Regions from separate parts of the Mus musculus genome. Here regions 1, 2, 3, 4 and 5 are each linked to region 6. The links are chromatin loops, found by intact Hi-C in ENCODE. Cell type or tissue: heart. All regions are shown on one strand.

Region 1 (4,000 bases), 1.8 Mb before region 6:
GCACACAGCAGTGTTGGAGGCTGGTGTAGGAAATGCCCGCTAATTGTAACAACGCACAGAAAAGCCGAAGAAAACCACAGAGAAAAGCCTCATGGAAATGCTACACACTGGTCACCATCACCACCACCACCGCCACCACCATCATCACCATCACCACCATCATCATCATCATCGCCATTGCCATCGCAACGTCTTTATGTTTCCCAGAATCTTACGTGGTTTGTGTCCTTTGGTGATTGCTTTATCTCACTTAACATAAAGTGGTTTCCTGATTCTTTCACCTCCTTTTCTGCCTTTTGGTGGCAAAGCATCAAAATAACGACTTGGATTTGTTATGTAAGTTTTCTTTCTGAATCTTTCGTGGTCCGATTGTAACTTATCACTAGCCATGAATAGTATTCTATTTTCTGGATGATCCAAAGTTCCTTCTTTCCAGTGACATATTGAAAGACATCTTGGTTATCGGTAAATGAGCAGTGGGTGCTGAACGCCCTCTCCCCTCCTCCCCGAGTGACTGATCAGGATCTAAGGAGACTTCGGAGCATTCTAAGCAGAAGTATGGATTTCTGATGTTCTCTTAAATGCCAGGAAGACTAGAAAATACAACTACTCGCACTGTTGAGTCATCTGGATCAGAACTGACCTCCCCACCTGTCGTGTCTTCATGTGGTCCTGGTTCTGAAGGCTTCGGTTAAGTTATCTTTTCCCTCTTTAGTTGACAAGCAATGATTTCATACACACACACACACACACACACACACACACAAACACATATGACACGGTGGGAAGGATTGTGGAATGATTAAATCAAGCTGTCTTAAATGTCTATGACGTTTTTTTACTGTTCCTGGGGACCTGTAATACATTTCCAAAATTCATTTGCACAACGGTTCTTTTATTGGAGAGCCATGAGAACATAGGTATAGACATGACTCACACAGGAAGTGGCAGGCCTCGGTGTGAATACTACAAGGAGAACTCCGTCCAGTCTCTAACCTGTCCTAGGAGGAGGGCATAGCTGCTCACGTTAGAGAGCTATGTGAGCCTACTTGACAGATTGCAAGGGCAGGCTTATCTCAGCATGGACTTCTGAAGCTGACTGAAGTCACAACACAGACGCACAAGACACTGGAGACTTGCTGATGCCTTTCTGGCAACAAACCAGGAAGAGAGAGGTGTCTGGGCCAAAGAAAGATCCACAAGGAACTTGCAAACCGGAACTGTTGTGCCAGGAAGTACTTCTTTCGTGAACCCAAAAGACCACCAAGGAGCCTTTTCCGATGTAATCACATTAGGGTCTCCTTATTGGAAACCTGAGTTTGGGCTTACACACTGCTGACCCACTGGATAGTTTGATGAAGCAGCCACGGGCTCTCATCAGGACAAAGTTTTATAGGGAAATGGGAGCAAGTGAGGGGGTGGAGGTGGGGTCCATCCTGGCAAGTATTTAATAGCATGACTATTATAAGGTGGGTGGTCTAAAGCAAGACCATGAACAATCAGTCTGATAGTACATCTGAAACAATCAGACTGATCTTTTATTAACTGTTGCTAGGAAGTAGCTAGGGAGTGACTCTGGCCAAGAACAAGATGTGGAGTCCTTCCTGGTACTTGGGTGCAGCTTGGGTTCATCTGGGGGTCAAGTTCTCAGGCTCTTTTTCTTTTTCCTTTTTCTTTTTCTTTTTCTTTTAAGATGGAGGCCAGTTCCAAGATAGAGTAGGTTTTGGCCTCTCAGAACAAGTCAAAACAAATTTATTTTGATGAAAATCAGTCATGGCGCTGGGATTGGTATCAGTCCACGGTGACAGCTAGCTATTGATGAGCCTTGTAGCTATTGACGAGCCTTGTAGCTATTGATGAGCCATGAGAAGAAAGCTATGGACCTATAGCTTTAAAAATTATAAACTCGGGCTGCAACTTTTAAAATTGCCACAAGGCGGCGCGATGTACCCATGAGGAAATCATTCCTTTGGAAAACCAGGGACATTTCAAGTCTTTTGAGCCCATTTCTAAAGATGATTGAGGTCTGGCCGAACAGGAAATAGGGCAGAAGGGAGTGTGAGGAAGAGGAGGCCAGAGAAAGAGATTTATATCCTTGGAAAGCTTCGGAAAGGTGGATGCCTCAGTGTTTACAGGGCTGTTAGGGTCTGTTTTCCCGACTGCACTAAAAGCTCAGCTTCATCCTGAGGAGAACTGAGAGGGTAGTTGTTCCTATGTGACTCTCCATGTAGCAATCCAGGCTTGGGAAAGTCTCGCCGGTTCTCCAAAGGCTCCCTTCGGAGAAGTAGAGCAGGAACTCAGGTTAGCACAGGATTAGTGAGTCTGATAAATGTTTTTCAGGTGCAGTTTTGGAGAGATCCTGAGTCTCAAGCTGTCCCTACACCAGAATGTCTGCTAAAACAAAAAACAAGACAGCCAAGAAGGAAAAAGGAGAAGTGGCGGGACACTGGCTTAAGAGAGTTCATAGGCTGCCCAGATTCTTTCCCTCAGAAACAAGATCGCTCTAAACAACAGAAAGTTCCCGGAAACATGGGGAGTTAGGACTCAAATAAGAGCTGATTTGGGGCACACACACACACACACACACACACACACACACACACACATGCTTCTCACTGGCACACTCACACACACACATGCTTCTCACTGGCCCCCACACACAAACATACACACTTCTTACTGGCCCACACACATTTCTCACTGGTGTGTGTGTGCATGTGTGCGCATGTGTGTGTGTGCGCGTGTGTGCACATGTGTGTGTGTGCGCGTGTGTGCACATGTGTGTGTGTGCGCGTGTATGTGCTCGTGTGTGCGTGTGTGTGTGTGTGTGTGTGTGTGTGCACGTGCACACACGCACCTCTCTATTTGCCACAGCATGAACTGCAGAGCTGACAATCTCCAGTTCACATTATAGTTAAGTGGTTTCTCCATCAATCTCCACAGTTAAAAATACATCACACAAATTACTATGCTGCCTGGTGAAAATCCGTGAGACTCTTGTTTTCTGCCATTTATTTCTAAAACATTTTGGCACTTTCTGCAGAAGTCGTCGCCTTCTCGGTCATGCTGGGGGCCTCTCCGTTTTAGGTTGTTATTAAGCCAAGAATCCTGGAGATCCACAGAGAAACAAACGGGGTATCAGGAAGGCCGTGCCGGGGACACAATTAACTACAGCAGGCAGACCAGGGCTCAGAGCCTGAGAGTCCTGGCCACTGGACCATGGGCTTCCTTTGAGGACTTTCTGTCTGGAATGTGGGTAGAGCCTGTGCCCAGCCCCTAAGGACCCAAAGTCCGGGTGCTTATCATCTGAGAACTCAGCTTTCAATGTGCCCTGTCACTGACCAACTAAGGAAGGACTGTGGTGACCACCTCACATGTCCCCTGCATAATCTGCAGCAGCAGGAGTGTCCTGCAGGGGACAGGATCTGAGCTGCTCTAGTTTCCAGCAGATGTCACCGTGGAACTGTTAAAATGGGGAAGAAAGACTGAAGCTTTAGGGAGCTGGGCCCCAAACAAAGGACCATGAACCCAAAAGGCACAGGGGTCATGTAGCAATAACATGTGGATTTTAAACCTGCTGGGTGTTGTGGCAGAAGCCCATAATCCCAGCAACTGGGAGTTTGAGCTCAGCCTGGGCTACATAGTGAATACAGGTTACCCAAAGTCTCAGGACAAGAACCTGTCTCAAAAATGAAATAGCAAAGCGAAGTAACTGAGCAAGAGTTTCCGTTCAGAGCCCCAGGGCTCTGCGCACACCGCATCTGTCTTATATTTGAACTGTTGGTGTCTTTCCATCTTACCAGGTCTAAAAAGGCAGCCAGGAGCTAACTGAACAATTACTTATAAGATGTTGTTGGTGTTATTCATTTGTACAAAGTAACGATTTTAGGACACTTTGACACAGTTAAACAACATACTCTGACCACAGCTACCACTCTAGACCCTTCCTAGCCAACAAAAAAGATAGTGATCTGTATTTCAAAGTGGCAATGGCCATGTA
Region 2 (4,000 bases), 1.5 Mb before region 6:
GCCTCAGTGGGAGAAGAAACACCTAGCCTCACAGAGACTTGAAGTACCTGGGTCGGGGGGATACCCAGGGTAGGTACCACTCAATTTGAGGAGAAGGGGAGGATTATGGGAAGAGTAACCAGGAGGTGGGCAGCGAGCAGGATGTAAAGTGAATAAGTAAAAATAAAGAAAAAAAAAGGAAACAAAGTTCCTTAATACAATATGTCATTTTAAATGCATTTTGCTTAATGAAGGAAGACAGACATAAAGCTTGCATATTCCATGGCTCCATTTATCAGGGATTCTCTGCGACACTTAATAACAACAAAGTAGAAGTTATTAAAATATGAACAATTGCCAAAACCCACTGTGTGCGTTCAAGTTATAAAAAGATGACAGAGACGTGGTCCTTGACTTTCAAGATCTGAAGAAAGTCTACATCATCATGAAGAAGATCATAAGGCTGTAGAAGATGGATTGAATTCCTAGCACAATGGCAGCAAAAGAATATTAGTAGGAAATAATGGTATGTGAAAGTCTATAACATAGTCAATAGTGTTATAGCTATGTTAATGATTAGGCTTTAGTAAGTGCTCTATGGTCATATAAAAGATAGCTTTTGAGACTCAGGGAAGAGCATGCAGGATTCTTCATGGTATCTTTGTTACTGATTTGTCAGCTAACAGTCATTTTATAAATCATCTATAACGATGTGTGGTGTTCAGTTGCCTTAGGAATAAAACTAAGAAGCTGAATGTACCCCTGCAGACACATGGTACGGAAGTAGAGAGATATCCATGAGCATCTCCGCATCATTTGACTTCAGACAGTGCACATAGCATTGTTCTCCTGCAAATAGCAGCCAACAATTACCGCTGTGGCTAATTTGATAAGAAAAAAATCAAATCTAATAGTTTACTTGTGGTATGGCATGCAATGCTGTGGGCTGAGGAGGACAGGATTTAATTTGAAACTTCTAACTCCATCATTGTAACTTGTCGATTTCTAAAACAGAAGTCCTTATTTATTGGTTATGGTCACAAGAAGAGCACATGGCTCCCTTGTATATTCATATCTGCTCTCAAGAACATGACCCTGTTATGAATAACTCCAATAAATGATGCATAAACAGTTCATTGGATGTGGTTTTTAATAGCAGCTACCAAATGAATCATGATACAATAGTTGGAACTCAAAAATGAGAGACCATGTGATGACAAGGGCGTGGCTTGCTGGACAGAAGAGAGAAGCTGATCTCTCTTGTTCTCAGTGTTGAGGAGTCAGATGAAAAGCAAGAGAAAAGTAGCCCCAAGGACTGAATTCTGAGTGTTGTCATGAAAACGATACCCGAGGGGAGGCATGAGAAGCCTCAGTTCTCACCTCTTATAGTAAAGGAGGTACATCAAGAACTATAGGAGCAGTTGCATGTTTTATGGTGATGCTTCGCTCCACAGTGGACCATGCAACTGTGGGACCCATGAGCTGTCATTATCTAGTGACATGGTAGGGTGTGTGTGTGCATGTGTGTCTGTGTCTGTGTCTGTGTGCGTGTGTGTGTCTGTGTGCGTGCGTGCGTGTGTGTGCGTGTGTGTGTGTGTGTGTGTGTGTGTGTGTGTGTGTGTTACCAGTGTGCACAAAGAAGCCGCAGGAGGATGCTGACTGTTGCGCTCTATCTTGCTCCAATTTCTTCCCAGAGACAGCACTAAGCTGGCAGCCAGCAAGCCCAGGTGATCCTCATGTCTCCAACATCCACGGCGCACGAGTCACCGGAACTTTGTGACCAACATGCCTTTTGGGGCGACTACTTGGTCTTGTAGTTTACATGGTAAACTAGTGGATGTGAGCCTTTCTCTTATTTTGTTCCTTGCCAAGAGGCTCAATATTAAATATTGTCAGTAGAGGGCGCAAGAAAGACGTCGAGGGACGTGGAAAAGGTCAGAGTTCCTGGCTGGAGCTTGAGCCTCTGCAGGCTCTCCCAGTGTCCAAGATCTCTCTGAAGCCTGGCTTTTGTCCTTTCCAGGATGGGCTCCTACCAGCACCTCCCAAGAGTCAGCAGTCTCACTTCCGCCTCCCTCAGGAGGTTTATAGAAAAAAATTCTTTAATGAGCCATTGCCCTTGAACACTGCTTCTCTGCATGTATGTACATGTCTACTGTCCCAAATCTAAGACTCTGTGGTTTCCTACTGACACAGATGGTACATAGAAAAGGGAAGTGAGGGAGAGGACTCGTGTTGACAAAATGTATCTTTCATGTCTACTCATAACCATTACCACCAGGTTTCCACTTGCAAGGGTGTCTTTGGGGGAAACTTATCACACACTTCCTCCAATTAAACCATTTGGTGATAATGTGTAGTGTTGTCCTTGGAACTTTATCATTACCAGCCCAGAGAAAGCAAGGATACACCAGAACTTATAATGGTTATAATGGGGGCTGGGGGGGTGGTGTCACATAACACAGACTTGCATTGTGCCATTAGCTGAAGATGCATGTAATACAAACCGAAGATGCATGTAATCCGAACCATGTTCTGAACATCTTCGCTTAATTTAGTGATACTGTTCAGAATTCGGGTTGCTTCTACCTGTGATCAGATAACTGAAGGGGAACTGTGGCTCACAGACACTGCCTGACATCTCAGGATAGGGTTGCAACAAATATTGCCAGCCTAGGAAATGATACAAATTCAAAGATCTGAAGTCTAGATTATACTGAATGCATAGTGCTCTCTACCACTGTAAAGTCAAGAAATCAAAAGCCTGTACATTGCTGCCTGGAGGACCATCTCTAAAAGCATTTTTCTTTATCCAGGAGACACAAGTGTGACAATTTCTTTCCTCTTCAGCCCTTACTAGAAGTACATACCTTGAACTACCTATTCTATGAGGCCAGTGCTGTGATCAGGAATCTGTGTAATCAGTTCTTACCTCTTCTGCCAACTCAGCTCACCGATGCCTTATTTTCCAGACCTCCCAGCTACACATGTGTTTAATGTTTGTGGCTTTGCTTTGCTCTGCAACGTCTAAGGCCTCTCTGAAAGGCACTGTGACCACTTTGCCATGAACTAGATTGCCACTCTTTGACTAACTGAATCATTGAAAAACCAAGAAGAAAACTGGGCCATTGTGGTTAGTTATGTGTATTTAGCAATAGAGTGAGACTAACGATGAATGAAATGAAAATCAGAAGTTCAAATCAAAGAATCAGAATAGGCAAGAAAGGTAGAGAAAACAGGTCTATAAACTATGCAGCTTAGTTTGGGCTCTATGATATTGATATATCACACGTCACGATTGAACTAAAATATAATTAGGAATATATCAAGATAGTAGGAGTAGAGTAGCAAGAGATGGGGAACCTGGGTGGCAGGCAGCAATCCCATTGGTTGTTAAGCTCCTAGAGGTAATTGTAGGGAGTTGATGAAGAGGTGCCAGATAAAACTATTCTCCAGCCTTTGGGAATGAGCTTGGTTATAGAACCAAGCTATAGACCATCTAAATAGACCAATGGGGCTGGAGAGCAGGCTCAATGGATATGAGTGCTTGCTTTCCATAACTTGTAGAGGACTCGGTTCAGTTCCCAGTACACATATGGTGGCTCACAATCTCCTGTATCTTTTGTTTCAGGGGCCTGATGTTCTTTTCTGGGTTCCTTGAGAATTAGGCATGCAAAGAGTGCATTGATTTATGTGTGTTCATAGACACACAATCAATCAATCAATCAATCAATCAATCAATCAATCAATTCTTTTAAGAACATAAACAGCAATAGCACATGTACGACAAGGGTCGTTGAATTCCCATGGTCAGTATTCAGAAGCTGCTGGATTTAATTTAGTCTGGATCGAGAGCGCTCCCTGCTATGTTTATATTTACTTGCACCTGGCAGAGACACCAAAAAGGTAGCGATTGGAGAAATGAAGCACATTATTCCGTGTGAACGTTGTCTACATGCTGAGCTCAGATGGAGAACACAGAGCCCAGTTCATGACCGACAGTGATTGAATTAAATCACAAGTG
Region 3 (4,000 bases), 1.6 Mb before region 6:
TTGCAGCATTGGGAAGGGTGAGAACCACTGGATTAAAAGAATATAAGCTGCCCCTCAAGCCCCATGTGGTGTTTTGGAGTGTGTGTGAGTGTGTGTGTGGGGGTGTGTGTGTGTTTGTGTGTGTGCTTGTGTGTGTATAAGTGCTCATGTATGCTCTATTTAATGATAGAGTAATAAAAGCAGTCTCATCTCTCCATCTCCATGTAGGAATGAGCTTGGGTTGACTCTCTCCATGCAATGGCATATGAATTTGGCCAAGATGGCAAATCATGGTTCTTTTTAACTTCAAAGAGACTACCTCTACCAAACATAAGGAGGCCTTCACCATAGTTCAGGAGAGGCTGCAGTTTGACAATCTGTTTTGCAGTGCACCCATGGGAGAACTCACAGAAGCCCTGTATCACACACCAGAGAAACAGAAGCAAAAATACTTTTAAAAAATGCCTAAACCACTCTTCCTTATTGTGAATTTTTTGTTATTTGGTTGTTTTAGTGTTGGAATTTGGGGGGGGGGAGTTGTTTGGTTGTTTGGTTTTGTTTTATAATTGCTCTATGTTTTTGTACTTTCATTCTGTAATGAAGTTCTGGGGAACATGGTGTTGGGAAGCTTGGCGTTGTGGAACTTAGTGTCGAGGAGCCCTTGGATTTGATTAGTTTGTGTTCAGTTCACTTTTTCCTCACCCTAAAATTTGGGGAAAGTTAAAGATATTTAGGAATGAGCTTGGGTTGACTGTGTCCATGGAATGGCATATGAATTTGGCAAAGATGACAAATCATGGTTCTTTAACATCAAAGGCATAATATTGAGAATCTATTAATAGTCAAAACAAGTTGGATTTCTTCTGTCCTTGATCACGGCAGTATTTTGGAAGCAATTGGAGAACTAAAAGGAAAGGACAGTGTGTGACTGGTCTCTGATAGTGCCAATACAGATGACTATGGTTGATGACTTTAAATGTCTGACTTAATGAATTCTGTCCCTTGTGCTATAAATACAGAAAACAACTTAAAAATGCCACAAATCTCTCTCCATTGGACTCTTTCTGTTCACTTCTTTACATATGGGATTTTGCTGCAATTTAAGGGATCTCATGGCAGAATACTAGGTCTGAGAAAAGATAGGCTGGAGAGAAAGCAAACTGACAATTAATACATTTATTTCTTTTTGCCTTCTTTATAAGTTAATGGGTGTTAATTAATAGGTACTAAAATTAATCATGGTAGGGTAGGATTATTCAACATTTTTGGGTCCAATACAGTGGTAACAGCTTCAATCAGAGAGTAACATGCCCTCCTACAAGTAGCGCTTAATTACAGGGATTAGCAAGCAGCAACTCTCTTAGTTCCCTTTAATTTTTTTCTGAGACATATTACAGCTGATTCCTGGTTCTTACACCTTCACATAGCATAGGTGGTACTAGGGATGAAGCTGCCGATGGGAAACATCCAAGGAGAACTGGCTGAAATAGCATGTCCAAGGAGCAAATTAAATGAAAAGCAAAACCAAACAATTTCCTTTTAACTGTGCCCAGATCCAAATGTCTTTTCAGTATTAAAGAAGCAAAATAGTCTTAATCATTTACTTATTGTTAAGATCATATAAATACAAGATTTCTTAGCATGGGCTTTGGTGCAGCATCGAGTTCTAATGGGGAAGTGACATGCTAGGAGCTACGCCTCTCTGCTAGGTGACAAGGAGCTTTGGTGCCTTTTCTCTGGCGTGACATGGGATTAGGGCAAACATGAAGTGAAGTGGGTGCCTTCATTAACCGGGAAGGTGAGGGGGGCGCATCATGAGTATTTTTTCTGGTTGACCAAAAATGTCTAGCTTAGTTCATTATAGTGAAATTCATTTGGCCTCTCTAGCAATTGAATCTTATGCCAAGTACGGAGCTGGCAAAAATTATATGCAGAGGAGGGTGGTTGAATCCCCAAAGATGATCCTGAGCTACTCAAAAGAGTTTCTGGTCAAAGTCTTTGAGCACAGTGCAAGATAGAAAAATGGAGTGGGAGGAATTTTTGGGGCTACTTTGCAATCTAATAATGTCAGCTTTTAGGGCGGAGGAGTAGAAAAATGGAGGTGGTGTAACTAGAATAAGAATATTCTAGGATTAAAATGTTATCTTTAAATATTGTGCTCCCACAGCACAGCAACCCAGGGCTTTCATGCTGGCTGCCAAGAAAGACTAAATCTTTTTCACTGTAGAAGTAATTAAATGTTCTCAGGCACCACTAGGTGGAGATGTAGGTTTACTCACTACTCTCTTGGCTAAGATGGCCCAGGGATGTCTGGAAAATCCTTAACAAAAAATTTACAGTGCTGGAGATTGATCAATTATGAACCCTGATAACCTCACATTCATGCTAATCTTTTAGGAGGAGGGACATACAGAGTTTTCTTTTAAAAGTCATCACATAACCACATCAAATGGACCTCAATGAGAACCATAAGTGGTTTTATGTGAATAATTTCTACGTCAAAACTTTAGATTGTTAAGGCTGAGAGAATCAGTATATCCTGGTTATGAACTGTCTACTGCCAATACACATATTGTCCTTTATTCTCACACCAGCTGGTGGTTCCTAGCGAGAGAGAGAGAGAGAGAGAGAGAGAGAGAGAGAGAGAGAAGAGAAGAGAAGAGAAGAGAAGAGAAGAGAAGAGAAGAGAAGAGAAGAGACGAGCAGAGAAAAGAGGAGGGAGAAGGAAGAGTTTCCAAGCACAGAGTTTTCTTTTCAGCTTTATTAGTGACAATGTGCCAGCCACTGGCAAGAGCTGGAAAGTGCGTGTTCGAATGTGAGGGGTTGTTTCTAACTGAGGTACTTTCTGAGAATCTCATTACATCACATCTCAATGTGTGAAGTGTGATTCACGGCACAGTTTGCTAAAGGCTAGTTAGCTCTTGTCTCAACAGTCTTAGGTGTCTAATATCCCATTAATCAAACCTTAGTGAAATGAAGCATTTCAGTTTGTTTTGGCTAAGCCTCCCTTCTCTACTTAGTTGACCCCTTTTCTTTTATGTAAACTTTTCTATGCCCATTGGTGGATGGCATGAGCTACCCGATGCCTTCCAGAACAGACAATGAGTACCAACCGTTTTCTGGGAAGGCAGGGAGCCATTTATTATTCTTCCTTTCACACTTGTCTCCCAGATGAAAATGCCCTTGAAGTTCATTTAATCATTCATCCACATTTTCTCGCTCCCCCATTCTCTTCGCTTCTTTCAGAGGAAGAATACCTCGCAGATTTCATCTAAGTCGCCCATGTAACCCTACTCCACAGAGGGGCTATTCCACCTGCCCGGATCCCATTTAAAGACTTGATTTTCTCATGGAGGAAAGCAACTCTCCACTCACGGCTGGGAAAGTTCCAAGAACAATGCTATCACTGCCTCGCTACAGTCATGGAAGTCCAACGCCCCCTCTGTGAGATACAGCAAAGTCAAATAAATAAATAAATAAATAAATAAATAAATAAATAAATAAATAAATAAAATAAAGTTTTGCAGTAAGCCATCATTATACCAAAAGTTAATCAGGGTGTCAGGATGGCTGAATCATCTAAGTTGCCAAAAGATATTTTTAAAAAAATCAGGAAGGTATCTTATGCTTGAATATCAAAATGTTTACAATTTAATGGCCATATAAATTAATTAGTTAGGACAAACAGTTAACATTTTTAGGGGCCACTCATTGCCAGTGGGAACACGGGAGTTTATGTGTAAGACACAATTTCCAGCCTAACACTGATCTTTGGCTGCTAGAAGTTAATGTTAAGGAAATTTGAATTCCTTTTTCAATCTGCATCGGCACTAAGGACTGGATTATTCAAGTGCAGAGAACACCACGGAAAGAGGAAGTTGCATTTTTCAGGCTCAGCCATGTGCTCTTTAAAATGCTTGCTTCATGGCAGTCTAAGCTTGCACTGACAGTGTCTGGTCTGCCTGAAACACCCCAATAGAACTGTAGAAAGCACAGAGTTCGGCAGCCTCTGCTAGACCTT
Region 4 (4,000 bases), 1.4 Mb before region 6:
ATGAGTGTAATTATATACAGCTTTTGACAGCTAGTAGACTTGGGGATAAGCAATATTGTACCAAAAATATATTATTCCAAGCCTTTTATATTGCATGTATCTTTGTGTGTACACACTTCCTGTTCTAGGTAAAGTGGAGTTGCTCTCCTCCATGTAAGTAGAGTGAGCCATCAGGTGTGAACGTTCCTGGGAAAGAGACATGTTCTGGCAAGTTCAGAGGAGCTGAGGATTGGGGCCTTTGAGAGATGGACTCATACTAACGTCTTAACTCCATTCACACACTCATGGTATGAAAAATGTTTGTAAAACTTTCAAAATGGCAGGTCCCCCCAGATGGTTACGTGAATGAGGGCTTCTGAGTCCAGGCCTGGAGTGGTGGGTGTTCCAGTCATAGTTCAGTCAACACTGTTTATTGATTGCTCGCTGTGGGCTGAGAGCTGGGCTAGGCCATGCTGCTGTCACAGTCTGATGTGGGGATAGAGTCAATGAAGAGGGGAGTCTGGAAATGTCACAGGTCTCTTTTGCTGAGAAGGATACTCTATTGGGCCCCTGTGCTGTTCCAGAGTACAGTGGACTGAATTCACTGGGAGAGAGAAGGCTTCCTTCTACTGTGCCACATATTGCTGGGTGGGAAAAGTTTAAGGGTGAGCATCCCCGAAGTTTCTCGCATCCAGGAGAGAACTAAAATCTCTAACTGGCAAGCGTGCTCCAGACATGGATTAAAGGATCCTGCTTATTCACCCCCAGCTGGATTGATTCTCCATCTTTTAAGTACTCCTTATTACTATAATGGAGGACAAGTCAGCATTATTATGTATTCCAAACAAAAACTCAGTATTTTCTCACTATTGAAGTATGCCACCAAAAATGTACACGTTTTGTTGAATTGCAACTTCACTTGGTAGTGAAGTCTTAAAAATGAAAGCCAAATCCTTGAATTTAAATTAATAAAATGTTTAAAACCACCCAATTAGCTAATAAACACCAGAGTAACCCCGAAGCTTGCTTAGTTTGTTGTTTGCTGGATTACTTTGATGGTATCAAACAAACCAAAACAAACAAAACTCCTAAATTTTTGCTTGAAATGAAAACTTAAGGTAATAAATAAGACAAGTTAAACAACAGAGTTTGAATGGGTAGGATAAACTGCGCTAATATAACAAATCTTTCAGGTCACATTATATTTTATATCTTTTAATTTATATATTATATATGTTTAGTTTATTTATTTTAATTGCAGGATTGAAGATGGAATGCAAGGCCGCACATATGCTAGGCAAGCACTCTACCAGCAGCCATTTTAATCTTGTAGGTTATTTTGGAAGTTCTGAATTTAAAGCATAAAATATTTCATAAGGTAGCCAAATATATCCAAACAAATGAATCTGATGGGTTTTTTTTCCAAGACAAAAGCAGTCTTAAAATCTGAGTATATAGATAATTTGTAGAGATGAGAATTAAAGTCTACCAGGGATCTCAATGAAAATCTCCAGAAAAAATATATATATATGTAATCAAATATGAGGTACATGTACTGAGTTAACCTATGGCCAGCTCATGGCCCATGTGAAGTGAAAGTCATGCTACATTTTATTACAGACTCTGCCTTCATGGGTGATCTTCAGTATGTTTTATTTTAATTGAAACTCTTAAGGAAACTGGCAGTATTCTTTGGGTTTCCATTATTCCTACTCTAGTCTATCTGTTGATGTGGCTGTGTGGTATTTATTCCTCTGGGAATCACCATGGTCACAATATCTAAGACTGTGTTTTACTATCCCCAGCCTACCCACCCAAGAATTAGTTTCACCCCCTTGGGGGCGACATTGTCCCTGCTGCGAATGAATGCATGGCATAAGCTAATTCCTATTTCCAGACAGGGGGCAGATCCGCGCCTTGCAGGAACTCCAGACTTTCTTATCAATACCTTATTGCTAAGTGATAAGCAGAGGAAGTTTTGTAAGTGGCTTTGAAGATCCTAGGACGGAGAGTGGTATTGAAAAGCCGGAGGAATCAGAGTTGGCTATCCTTTGCCTCCTGTCTGCTTCTTCCTAGTGAGTGTACTGTCAAGAACAGTCAAGCAGTTGAGCTCCTGTCCCGAGCAAGGGACCCAAGCTGCCCCCCAGTCAAGCATCCTTGCCTTGGTCCGCAGCCGGCCAGGCAGTGCTGCAGCAGGTCCCTCTGGCTAGCAAGCAGGTGAGGAGCCAGCAGAGTGAGCGTTTGATGTTGCCAGCTCTCCTTTGCCACCCAACTTTTCCCCCCTTCAAAACCTCTTAGCAAACTTCAAAGGCCTCCTTGCTTCTTGCCTTAATCCAGTGCACTGAGACCTCTAGTTCAAAGAACTTTCCTTAAACCCTCTTCTTAAACGGCAACCCAAACTTTTTTTTCCCTTTCCTTTCCACAAAGTAGCAATTACAGCTCCGTTGAGTGGCGATTGGGCTCGGCCGATCCGCTCCTGCTATTAATTAATCTTACAAAGGGGGCTCATTTCCTGGCATTCAAATTGACAAGAGACCAGAGAACAGAAAATCCTTTCAAGCAGTTCCAACTCACCGAGGGGAAGAGGTATCAGAGGAGAGAGCCCCACAGCATTTGAGGTGGAGGGCACATCTGATACCTCCCTGTATATTCTGCGGATTGAGTGATTTTTGTTCACTGAGAGCTCTTTGCTAATCTTGTACCTGTAAAGCTTTAACAGAAGGCACCGTGGCTGGCTCACAAGTGCAGCTCCAATCTGACAGAAGAGATTTGCAGGAGAGGCACCCCCCCCCCCATCCCAACCTCCAGAAGGCATCTTCTTCAACGTTACACTTCACTTTAAACAGAAAAATGTTCAGTTTACTCACATAGAAAAGCCCTTGGAAGAGGAGGAGATGAAGGGAGGCGAGAAAGCAGGAGCGCAGACAAGAGATTAAAGCTTTTTATTCAGTATCTCTTTCGTATTCAAATCGTGCTAAGGGCTCTGTGAAACTTAGAAGCAAGCTTGTTCAGGAGGGCTTCTAAAGTGTGTACATGGATTTCATGGGAATGGAAAAGAAGCCACAGCCTGGGAAATGAAAGAGAGATAAGATGTCCCTATGTAAAAAGCCGGAGTGGTTCAATTACTCCAGCACACCATCAAGGCAAGCTTTGAAGATTTGAGAAAACACTGCTAAATTTTAACAAAAAAAAAAAAAAAAAAAAAAAAAAAAAAAAAAAAAAAGAAAGAAAGAAAAAAAAAAAAAGAAAAGAAAAGAAACCAACCCTCATGTTGCAGGTTTTGTACCAATAAATGTTTGTATACTCTGTGAATGAATTACTTAAGCTGTAGCCCTCACATGCATACATACTGTTTCTTTTCTTTTTCTTCTTTCTTTTTTTTCTCTTTTTTTTCTCTTTCTGGGTTGGGGGGGGGCACAAAGGAAAACAGTGCATTTTGCAGGAAACTAATGTCCTTTATCAAAAATGTGACAGAGAGAAAAAAAATATCGGAATCATTTGGGGGAAAAATGATAACCCTCCCGAACCAGGTGTCTTTGATTAAAATAAAAACCAAGGTTGGGTCCTCATCCCTCATTCAGTTTGAGTTAGTGCCAGGTGGCTGTGTTTTGACGCGGATTCAAGGCACTCAGTGAGATTCTGTTAGTGAGAGTTCCTATTTGAGAAAAGGACTCCTTCCCATAGCCACATTGGTAAGGTCAAATAATGGTTTCATGGAAAGGGAAGCAAAGGTTTCAACCGAGAGAGAAAGTGACAGACAGAGGGCGTTGATCCTGGCTCCTAGGGAAGCCAAGTGTCCAAGTGTCCGGATCTCACAGGTCTCCAAAAGCAAGTTGCACTTAGCAGGGAATTCCAACCCAATTTGCAACAATGTTGGGTTCTTTAAGTGGAAGATATCCACCTCCTCCTCCTTAGGCTACATGCTGTCTCATTTTCTATGCAACTCCTTGGTGATATCATATGTATTGGGATGTTGAATCAATTTCAGACCTCTTTAGGGTTTCTCTGCAATTTTTTTCTG
Region 5 (4,000 bases), 1.9 Mb before region 6:
ACAGATAGATCCCTGGGGCTCTCTGGTCAGCCAGCTTAGCCTCCATAGTGAGTTCCAGGCCAGGGAGAATCTATCATAGAAAAGGATGACAAGGGTGGAACAGCAGCCTAGGTTATCATCTGGTTTCCATGTGTGTATGTGCACAAGTGTCTCTCACACACACACATGAAACATGCACACACACACACACACACATGTGCACTTGTGCGAGCACATACAAACATACCAATTTAATGAAAGTAGTAGAAAAATCCAAGAGTCACACCTTCCATGAACAAATGCATGTGTCACTCAATGAACTGCAAAATGCCAGCCACAGGGCACTTGGGCCAAGGTGAAATACAAAATATGAAAAGAAACTACAGATATTGACAATGTCCTAGTGGCCAGGTACAGAAGCGACCACTGTTAATGTTACCATTTTGTTTATTATACACGCATGTATATTTATAGATGACAACAGTCTTATCCTCCTGTCTTCACCCAAATATAATTTTATACCCAAGTGTTTGGAGCTTGGCTTAGTTTGGTGATGAGGGCATAGACAATTGCGTGAGACCGACTGAGTCTCAGGTATAATCACAGGCACTAAGTGTAGGAGGAACGAATCTGTATACCCTGACAGATGGGCCACAATGCCCCACGCGTGCGCAACAGCTGCGACTGCATTTTAGACCCTTAAGACCTGCCTGGCACACACAGAGACAAATGACTGACAACAAAGCGCATGACCTGGCCAGCCAATCAAATTGTGGTGCCAGCAATAAGGGACGAGATAGCTTGGAGCAATGGGGCATGGGTGGAGGATATAAAGGCACAGTCTGATTCTGCAATAACGGAGTCTGCTTCCCTCTGCTTCTCACCCGATTACCTGTGTCGTTGATTCTGTGCCTTCTTACCCTCTGCCTCCAAGGACCATCCCGAGGGGCTGAGGGCTAAGGCAACAACTAAGAGGCACTGAAACCATCAGCCTTCTCTGTTAAGTACAAACTCGGAATCGTATATAACTAAAAAGTGTATACAGGTGTGGCAGTGCATGCCTGCCTTCTCCGCATTTGGAACAGAGACAAGAGGATCAAGAGTTGAGATTATAAAAGACACGCAAGTACAAGGGGAAAGATAGTTGGATCGAGGAACGGGCTCAATTGGCGTGGGAGGGAAGCAAGAGACAGTACTGTGGAATGAATATGACCAAAGTACACGTTCACATAAAGGGAATGCCGGAATGAAACCAACTATTGTGTATAATTAGCACACGTTTAGAAGCACACTTAGAAGGAATTCAAGGTTACTCTCAGATACATAGCAAGTATGAATACAGCCTACGCTACGTGAGACCATCTATTAAGAAAGGAAAACAAGAAAGAAAGAAAAAAAAAGGTAACTAGAGAATGCATTTGGCAGCTTTGTAGGCAGGAGATAGGCAGAGACGTCATCAATTTTGTCCTTGGGTCCAATGAGATTCCTCCATGTCCTGCTGTGGTATCCACTCCTTTATAGAATGCTGTGGTGTTAAACGTGACCAACAGATGGCGCTGTGAGCAACTGCTTAAGCCAGGGGACTCATTTGATGTGCATCTATCTCACTTGCTTCACAAGTCTGGCAGCCAGAAAGAAGGCCTATTGTGGTCCTTAATCTTCAGTGACTTTCACAAGGAAGCAGTCCAACGCAAGAACATTCGTGCTGCTGGCTGTGCCATTGAGAACCCTCTTGTCTCTGACCCTGTGGTTTCACGTTTTTTTCTACTGGCAATTGAAATAGGCTGGGTTTAATTGATTTTGTTTTATTTATATATTTTTGAGACAGGCTTTCCTCTAGCTCAGGCTGGCCATAAACGTGTCATCCTTCTGCCTTTATTTCTCAGTTGTTAGGAAGGCAGAAACTACCAGACCAGGACTTCTTAGTTTTTAGTTATATGATCAATTTAAAGAGACACAACAGACACCTGTACATTGAACCCTGAAAATATCAAAAAGAAATAATTTTAAAAAGTTAATAAATATATATAGAATTATCATGACAGAAGAGTGAATATTATAACAGCCATTCATCACTTTTTAAAGATTTATTTTTATTTTTAGTTATGTGTCTCTGTATGTGTATGTGCATATGCGTGTGAGTGTCTGTGGATGCCATAAAAGGGTGTCAGATTCCCTGGAGCTGGAATTACAGGCAGTCAAAAGCCTCCTGACAGAAGTGCTAGAAACCAAATAAAGCCATCTCAAGCCCTTGATGGCCAAGCAATGCCTCCAGCACCTAGAGTAGCCATTCTTATTTAAAGCCTACCACATTGCCAGCTTGTTTTATTGAAGTTGAAAATTTTTATCTAAATTTCAGAGTATATGAAGTGGTCCTGGTGGGGCTGCAGGATGGTCAAACCAGGTTGGGAAAGAAGTTTGAAATGTCTTAGAAGGTTAAGGTTAGATACACCTACCACATGACTAGCTACAGCTGCTACACCTCGATACGTTTGCTCCAGAGACACAGGAGCACACACATAAACAAGGCTTTGTATCCTCGGATGTCCATACGAACTTTGCGTGTAATAAGCCGGTGCTGGAAGCAACCCAAATACCCATCAACAAGTAAATGGCTGAACAAAGGTGGTGAACTCATAAAATCAAGTGCTTTCAACAATAAAAATCATGAACTCTGAATCCTTTGGCAGCACAGATGTGCTAACATAGGCTGAGTAAAAAGCCAGATCAAAAGAAACACATATTCTATGCTTAATAAAAACACATATTCCATTCATTAAAAAAAATAGAGGCTGTATTAGCCAGGGTTCTCTAGAGTCACAGAACTTAAGGATAGTCTCTATATAGTAAGGGAATTTGTTATGATGACTTACAGTCTAGTCTAACTTCCCGACAATGGGGAGTTGTGGATGGGAAGTCCAAGGATCTAGTAGTTGCTAAGTCCCACAAGGCTAGTAGATTCTAACAGATGTGCTGGCAAGTAAATGCGAGCAGGCAAAGAAGAGAGAATCTTCCTTCTTTCAATGTCCTTATGTTGGTCTCCAGCAGAAGGTGTGGCCCAGATTAAGTGTGTACCACCACGCCTGGATCTGTGACTCCTTTTGTCTTAGGCTGACCTTGAACTCAGAGATCTCCTTGCCTCTGTCTCCTGGGATTCATAGCCACTATGCCTCAAGATCATCATGCCAAGATCCAGGTCAGAAACTTGTATCTCCCAGCCTCAAGATCTGGATCACGGGTGAGCCTTCCAATTCTGGATTGTAGTTTATTCCAGATATCGTTAAGCTGACCATCAGGAATGGCCATTACTGAGATCTTCTGGGTTTTGTTCTAACACGTAAAGAGTGTGCAAGTTCCGCTTTCATCCCCGAAACAAAAGAAGGAAACAGGCACGGTGTAGATGGGCCGCCTCACATCGCTGTGTCAGAGAAGTGTGTCACAGGGCAAGCCACCACCTGGAAATCCTGAGAAAGAAAGGGAGGATTGCAGCCAAGCTATGTGAGAGCAGAAGCTTCTGCAATGACTAAGTTGCGTGGGTACTTCCATGGGGGTTTGATGAAGAACGGGACACTGACTGGGAGCCTACTACACCTCTTTACTAGACCAGCATCATTCCTAAGTGTGTTCTAAATACTTATGCCTGTGCTCAAAGGCAAGTGTAGTGCGTATCTCTCATCAAAGAAACTTCTTTTGCAACAGAGGCCATTAGAGAAAACCATCACTGCTTAAAACACAGACAACAGCTGATGATTGGATTGCACAGACTCAACAGTACATCTGTAGCTCAACTTCTCCTAAGAGGTCACTGAAGAAAAGGGAGTGGAAAGAGTATAAGAATCAGAAGACCAGTATTGCAGGATCTTTGATCACACCACGAACCCCAAGATTGCATTATTTACGGGAAAACACCATTTTGCCTTGTGGTATGCATTAGCTCTAGCACACACATGTAATTCAAGACCTTTCTGAATATTGTAAACAGGACTAAATAAAGTCAACCATAGGTCAAGAGGTGATTAAG
Region 6 (4,000 bases):
CTCTTCACACCCCGCTTCAGAGTACTTCTCAGGACTTCCTAATCCGAGGTGCCCACTACGGACTAGCTTCCCCGCGCTCTCCTCAACTCTTACTGGCTCCGCCGCACCCTGGACTCACCCCACACAGTCGGTCCGCTCCATCCAGACTGGAAACAGGTCTGAGTCGGGCAACGCTGGAAGCCACATCTCATCAACACCAATCCACACCAGTCGCCTAGATCTAGGCTGCAGAGAAGCCCGCGACACGCTGCCAATGATGGTGGGGGCAGGGAGGCCATGAAGAACCGCAGCCTCCAGCTGGGTTGCGGCTTTCTTATGGAAATGACCCGCGCTGGCCTACTGGACTCAAGCGGGTTCCATAGTCCCGCACCCCATCTCTCCAAAGCTTTTCCTCCCGCAAACCCTCATCCTCCTCATCCTACCGTGGCTGAACTGGTGGGGGATGAGCTAGAGCTACGCCCCGGCCGCAGAGCGCGGGCCGGGTCTCCCCTCGGCCCGACGGGCTCCAGCTCCGCATTAAATATTCATAGCAATCGCTACTTTCTTAAAGGGGAACCCGCCGCGCGGGAAAGTTCCCAGCCAGGGGGACTCACAAAGGAAGGTGTCTGCTCCCTCCGGTCCTAGGGGTAACCGGGCACACAGCTCCTGAACACTTGGGCGAACAGGGAAGGGAAGGGAAGGGAAAGATCAGAGTACCCGCTCGCCTACAGTCAAGACACTTCCTAGAGACTGCGAAAGAAGAGATATTTGGAAAGCTTTGGAAGCCCCGATCACTCGTCGCATAATTATTTAAAAATAAGTGGTCACATCTAATGCTTCAGGGTTTCCAGGGCCTTTCATTAGTTTCTTTCATTTTATAGTTTTAAAAGGACGGTGGTTTGACTTCATTCAGGCGTCATCCGCCCGGGGACCAGAAAGTTTGCTCTGTATTGCTTGAAACATGCACTCGGGGAACTTAGAAACATCACTTTGAGAGCCTAAAACAAAACCTGCACCTGTCCCATGGCTGATGTGCAGAGCTGGAGCTTGAGAACTCAGAACCCTTGTGGGGGTACTCGTGGGGAGAATTGGTCTGAACCCCAGCGCCACTGCTCAATTCCAGGCCTCTTTCTTCCAGAGCACGGAGGGCCTGCATAGATGTGCAGTCCTCGGCCTTCCGGAGGCCGAAACCCATCTGCCAACTGCTCAGCAGGGACCAGGAGAAAAGCGGAATGGGAAAGGAAGAGGAAGCAGAGAAAGTTCTGGGCCCGCTGCGGAGGAGGCCCTGCCTGGGATGCACCCCCGCCCGGGGCCAGCTGACCCGTGACCGCTCCTCCTGGTGCCAGGCGACGCCCGCGCCCTGGTGTGCTTTCACCCCCACATCCCCCCCCCCAGCCCCCCCCCCCCCCCCCCCGCTCACGCCCACTCCACACTCTCTCTCTCGATAAGGCTCTTTTTGTTCCGGACCAGGAGCACTTTCACAAATGGTTAGAAAGTCTTGAGCGCCATCTAACGGGAACAGCAAAAAGTTGAAAGTGGGTGGAGGTTAGGACCTGTGAGGTGCCCAGGCTGGGCTCCGGAGAGTCCTTTCCCCAACTCTATCCACACTCTCAAGCCTTGACTTCCCTTCTCTTACTCTCACAACTCTCGTCCCCTAGAACTCCAGACTTGACCACTCTCGCAGGCTCACCTTTCCAGAGCCCTGGGGCAGTTGTAGGCTGCTTCTTGGACCTTCTCTTCCACTCCTGGTAGGACTGCTTGCCAGGTTCCCTGGTGTCACACCTGCCTGAATAGGGTTCTGGTATCATTCAAAGTCTTTATGGTTTTCTTTTGGGCCTGAGATGGGAAGTCTCATGAATTCGCATGAGGTGCGCTGGTTTTCTGAAATGAAAACCCGTGAGCCTAAGCTTTTGCAGACAGAAGGAAGCAGAAGAATAAAGGTAATAGCAACCACTTCAAAGTGTGCAATCTAGAGATTTAGCCTAGCAGTGGGTCTAGAAGAGCTGAAGCCTTTATCCAGGGAGAAAGGTGTGGACTGAAGCGCTGCCCTGGGGCTTGGGAGGGGCCAGTCTAGTGGAGTCTCACAAGTGGTATTAGTCAGGAATAGCCTTTGGATGTCCTGGGCAAGCCACACTGCCCCAGCCAGGAGGTGTAGCTCAGGTAGCGTCATGTGATAGGCATGTGATAGATGCAACAGGTACCTATGTACTCTCTCTGCAAGACAGAAGCCCAGGACAGACCAAAGTAATGATTGCCACACTGTCTAATTTGGTGAATCAACGAGTCTCTTTTTTGAAAAAAAAAAAAAACATAATGGGGTTACTAATAGGAGTATAGGTTAGGTGTTAATTAGATGGCACAGGGGTGACTAAAAAGCAGTGATGCCACAGGAAGCCCACTCCTGACATGAGACATCTGAAAACTAACCATTGCAGCTTTCTCTGTAGCTGTCAGTCATCTCCAAGTGGGAACTTCTCTTTCTAAGTTTGTCTAGTCGCTCTCTACCAGCCCTGCCAACTCTTTACACTTCCCATCTTACGCCCCCCACCTTTATTGTTAGAAGAAGACCTCACAAATCCTTCAGGTTTTTGTTTCCCTACATATGACCTTTTGTTTACCTCCTGATGGTCTTGAGCCTTGCCTTCTCTCCTGAAACAAACGTTTCAACTTGGAGGGAACATACCATACAGCAGGGGCCCCTAGTAGTCTCTCCCCCAAGGGTTCCTAGTCCATGTGAAAGTCAAGGGTCCTGTGTCCTGGAAGGTCCAAACTGGGGCCCTCCTAATCAGGACAGAATAGCCTGGAAAGTATCCTGGAGAACATGTAGGTGGGTGGCAGAAAGACTTGAGCAGATGAGCAATCAGGGAGAGAAGGGAGAAGAGGTGACTCCCAGGTCCAAAACCATCCTGCAGCTTTAATAGCTGCTCTGGCCCCTGAGGTTTAACAGCACAGGGACCTACCTATCTCCACAACTCAAGTACAAACAAACGAACAAATGCCTACAGGCAGCCACAAATCTGTGGCTGGTCCTGGGCTGGGGTCTGAGCTGCAGAGTTGGGCAGGACTGAAGCTTTCTGCCCACCTTCTAGAGTGTACAAAGGTCATTAGAAAATCCGGTTCTCCTCCTCGGTGGAAAGTGTAAAGGTGGTGAATGTTATTAAGGTGGTACGATGTGTGCGACATACAGCAACATGTACCACTTCTGCTCTGTTGACTGTGCATGTGGTAGTTCAGTTGGAGGAGGCACACTGACATTGCTGAGCAGCCTCACCAACACCCATTTCCAGAAGTCCTCACCTTGCCAGTGTGAAAGTCTATATCCGTTACGTGGCAATTCCCATATCTCCTCCATCAAGCCTCTGGGAAGGTCTATGAATTTAGCTTCATGTTAGTAGGACCATACAACATTAATTTTTTTCTTTCTGATCCATTTGACTTTATGTGATATCTTCAAGTTTCATCCATGTTATAGCATGTACCAGTGTTTCCTTCTCTTTTAACCTGCTTATATATCTATCTATTGATGAGTTCCTGGTTTATCTTCCACTTTTGGGTACTGCAAATAGTGATGCTATGTTTAGAGGTATGCAGAAACCTCAAGTTCCTGCTTTCAATTCTTGGGTCTATACTCAGAAACAGATTTGCTGTGTACTATAGCAATCCTCTTCAGAACTACAGGAGGAAGCTGCCTGGTGTGTTCTATAACTGCTGCATCGTTTTTTAAAAAAGACTTATTTTATTTACATGAATACATAGTAGCTATCTTCAGACACACCAGAAGAGGGCATTGGATCCCATTCCAGATGGTTGTGAGCCACCATGTGGTTGCTGGGAATTGAACTCAATACATCTGGAAGAACAGTCAGTGCTTTTAACCTCTAAGCCATCTCTCCAGCCCCTGCTGCATTGTTTCACATTCTCATCTACAGTCCATAGAGATTCCTGTTTCTCCGTAGCCTCCTCAACACTTGCCAGTTTCTGTCCCTTTCAAATAGTGGACAATGTAACTGGTATAAAGTAT

The links. A loop is a pair of places that touch in the nucleus more often than their neighbours do. Peaks named below come from ENCODE experiments on the same cell type or tissue, not always from the same donor. Only the 100,000 strongest peaks of a DNase experiment are listed, where the experiment ranks them.
Region 1: a loop joins it to region 6, with 4 times the contacts of the local background. A loop is called at or near these places in 13 of 42 quality-filtered maps.
Region 2: it touches region 6 in a loop (4-fold over the local background); 8 of 42 quality-filtered maps call a loop at or near these places.
Region 3: a loop joins it to region 6, with 6 times the contacts of the local background. A loop is called at or near these places in 7 of 42 quality-filtered maps.
Region 4: it touches region 6 in a loop (4-fold over the local background); 8 of 42 quality-filtered maps call a loop at or near these places.
Region 5: it touches region 6 in a loop (5-fold over the local background); 3 of 42 quality-filtered maps call a loop at or near these places.

What each region holds. Positions count from the first base shown.
Region 1 is chr1:40,877,309-40,881,308 of GRCm38, forward strand. No RefSeq gene overlaps it. Among named protein-coding and RNA genes, the nearest start is that of Tmem182, 74 kb to the left of the region's middle. In heart, a CTCF peak has its summit at 1,936 (motif pointing right); no DNase peak of the experiment used is centred here.
Region 2 is chr1:41,262,519-41,266,518 of GRCm38, forward strand. No RefSeq gene overlaps it. Among named protein-coding and RNA genes, the nearest start is that of 4930448I06Rik, 83 kb to the left of the region's middle. In heart, a CTCF peak has its summit at 1,876 (motif pointing right); no DNase peak of the experiment used is centred here.
Region 3 is chr1:41,150,504-41,154,503 of GRCm38, forward strand. No RefSeq gene overlaps it. Among named protein-coding and RNA genes, the nearest start is that of 4930448I06Rik, 29 kb to the right of the region's middle. In heart, a CTCF peak has its summit at 2,240 (motif pointing right); no DNase peak of the experiment used is centred here.
Region 4 is chr1:41,272,924-41,276,923 of GRCm38, forward strand. No RefSeq gene overlaps it. Among named protein-coding and RNA genes, the nearest start is that of 4930448I06Rik, 94 kb to the left of the region's middle. RefSeq lists an enhancer at 1,553-3,123. In heart, a CTCF peak has its summit at 1,819; no DNase peak of the experiment used is centred here; H3K4me3 peaks cover 1,143 bases.
Region 5 is chr1:40,796,014-40,800,013 of GRCm38, forward strand. No RefSeq gene overlaps it. Among named protein-coding and RNA genes, the nearest start is that of Mfsd9, 7.4 kb to the left of the region's middle. In heart, a CTCF peak has its summit at 1,527 (motif pointing right); DNase peaks (open chromatin) are centred at 1,518 and 3,328.
Region 6 is chr1:42,713,237-42,717,236 of GRCm38, forward strand. The region is part of intron 1 of Gm46091 (predicted gene, 46091); the gene reads left to right. It overlaps Pantr2 (POU domain, class 3, transcription factor 3 adjacent noncoding transcript 2), which reads right to left and starts at 218. Exons shown (of 4, transcript NR_110495.1): 1 at 119-218. In heart, a CTCF peak has its summit at 1,511; a DNase peak (open chromatin) is centred at 1,225; H3K4me3 peaks cover 1,541 bases; H3K27ac peaks cover 481 bases; H3K27me3 peaks cover 3,432 bases.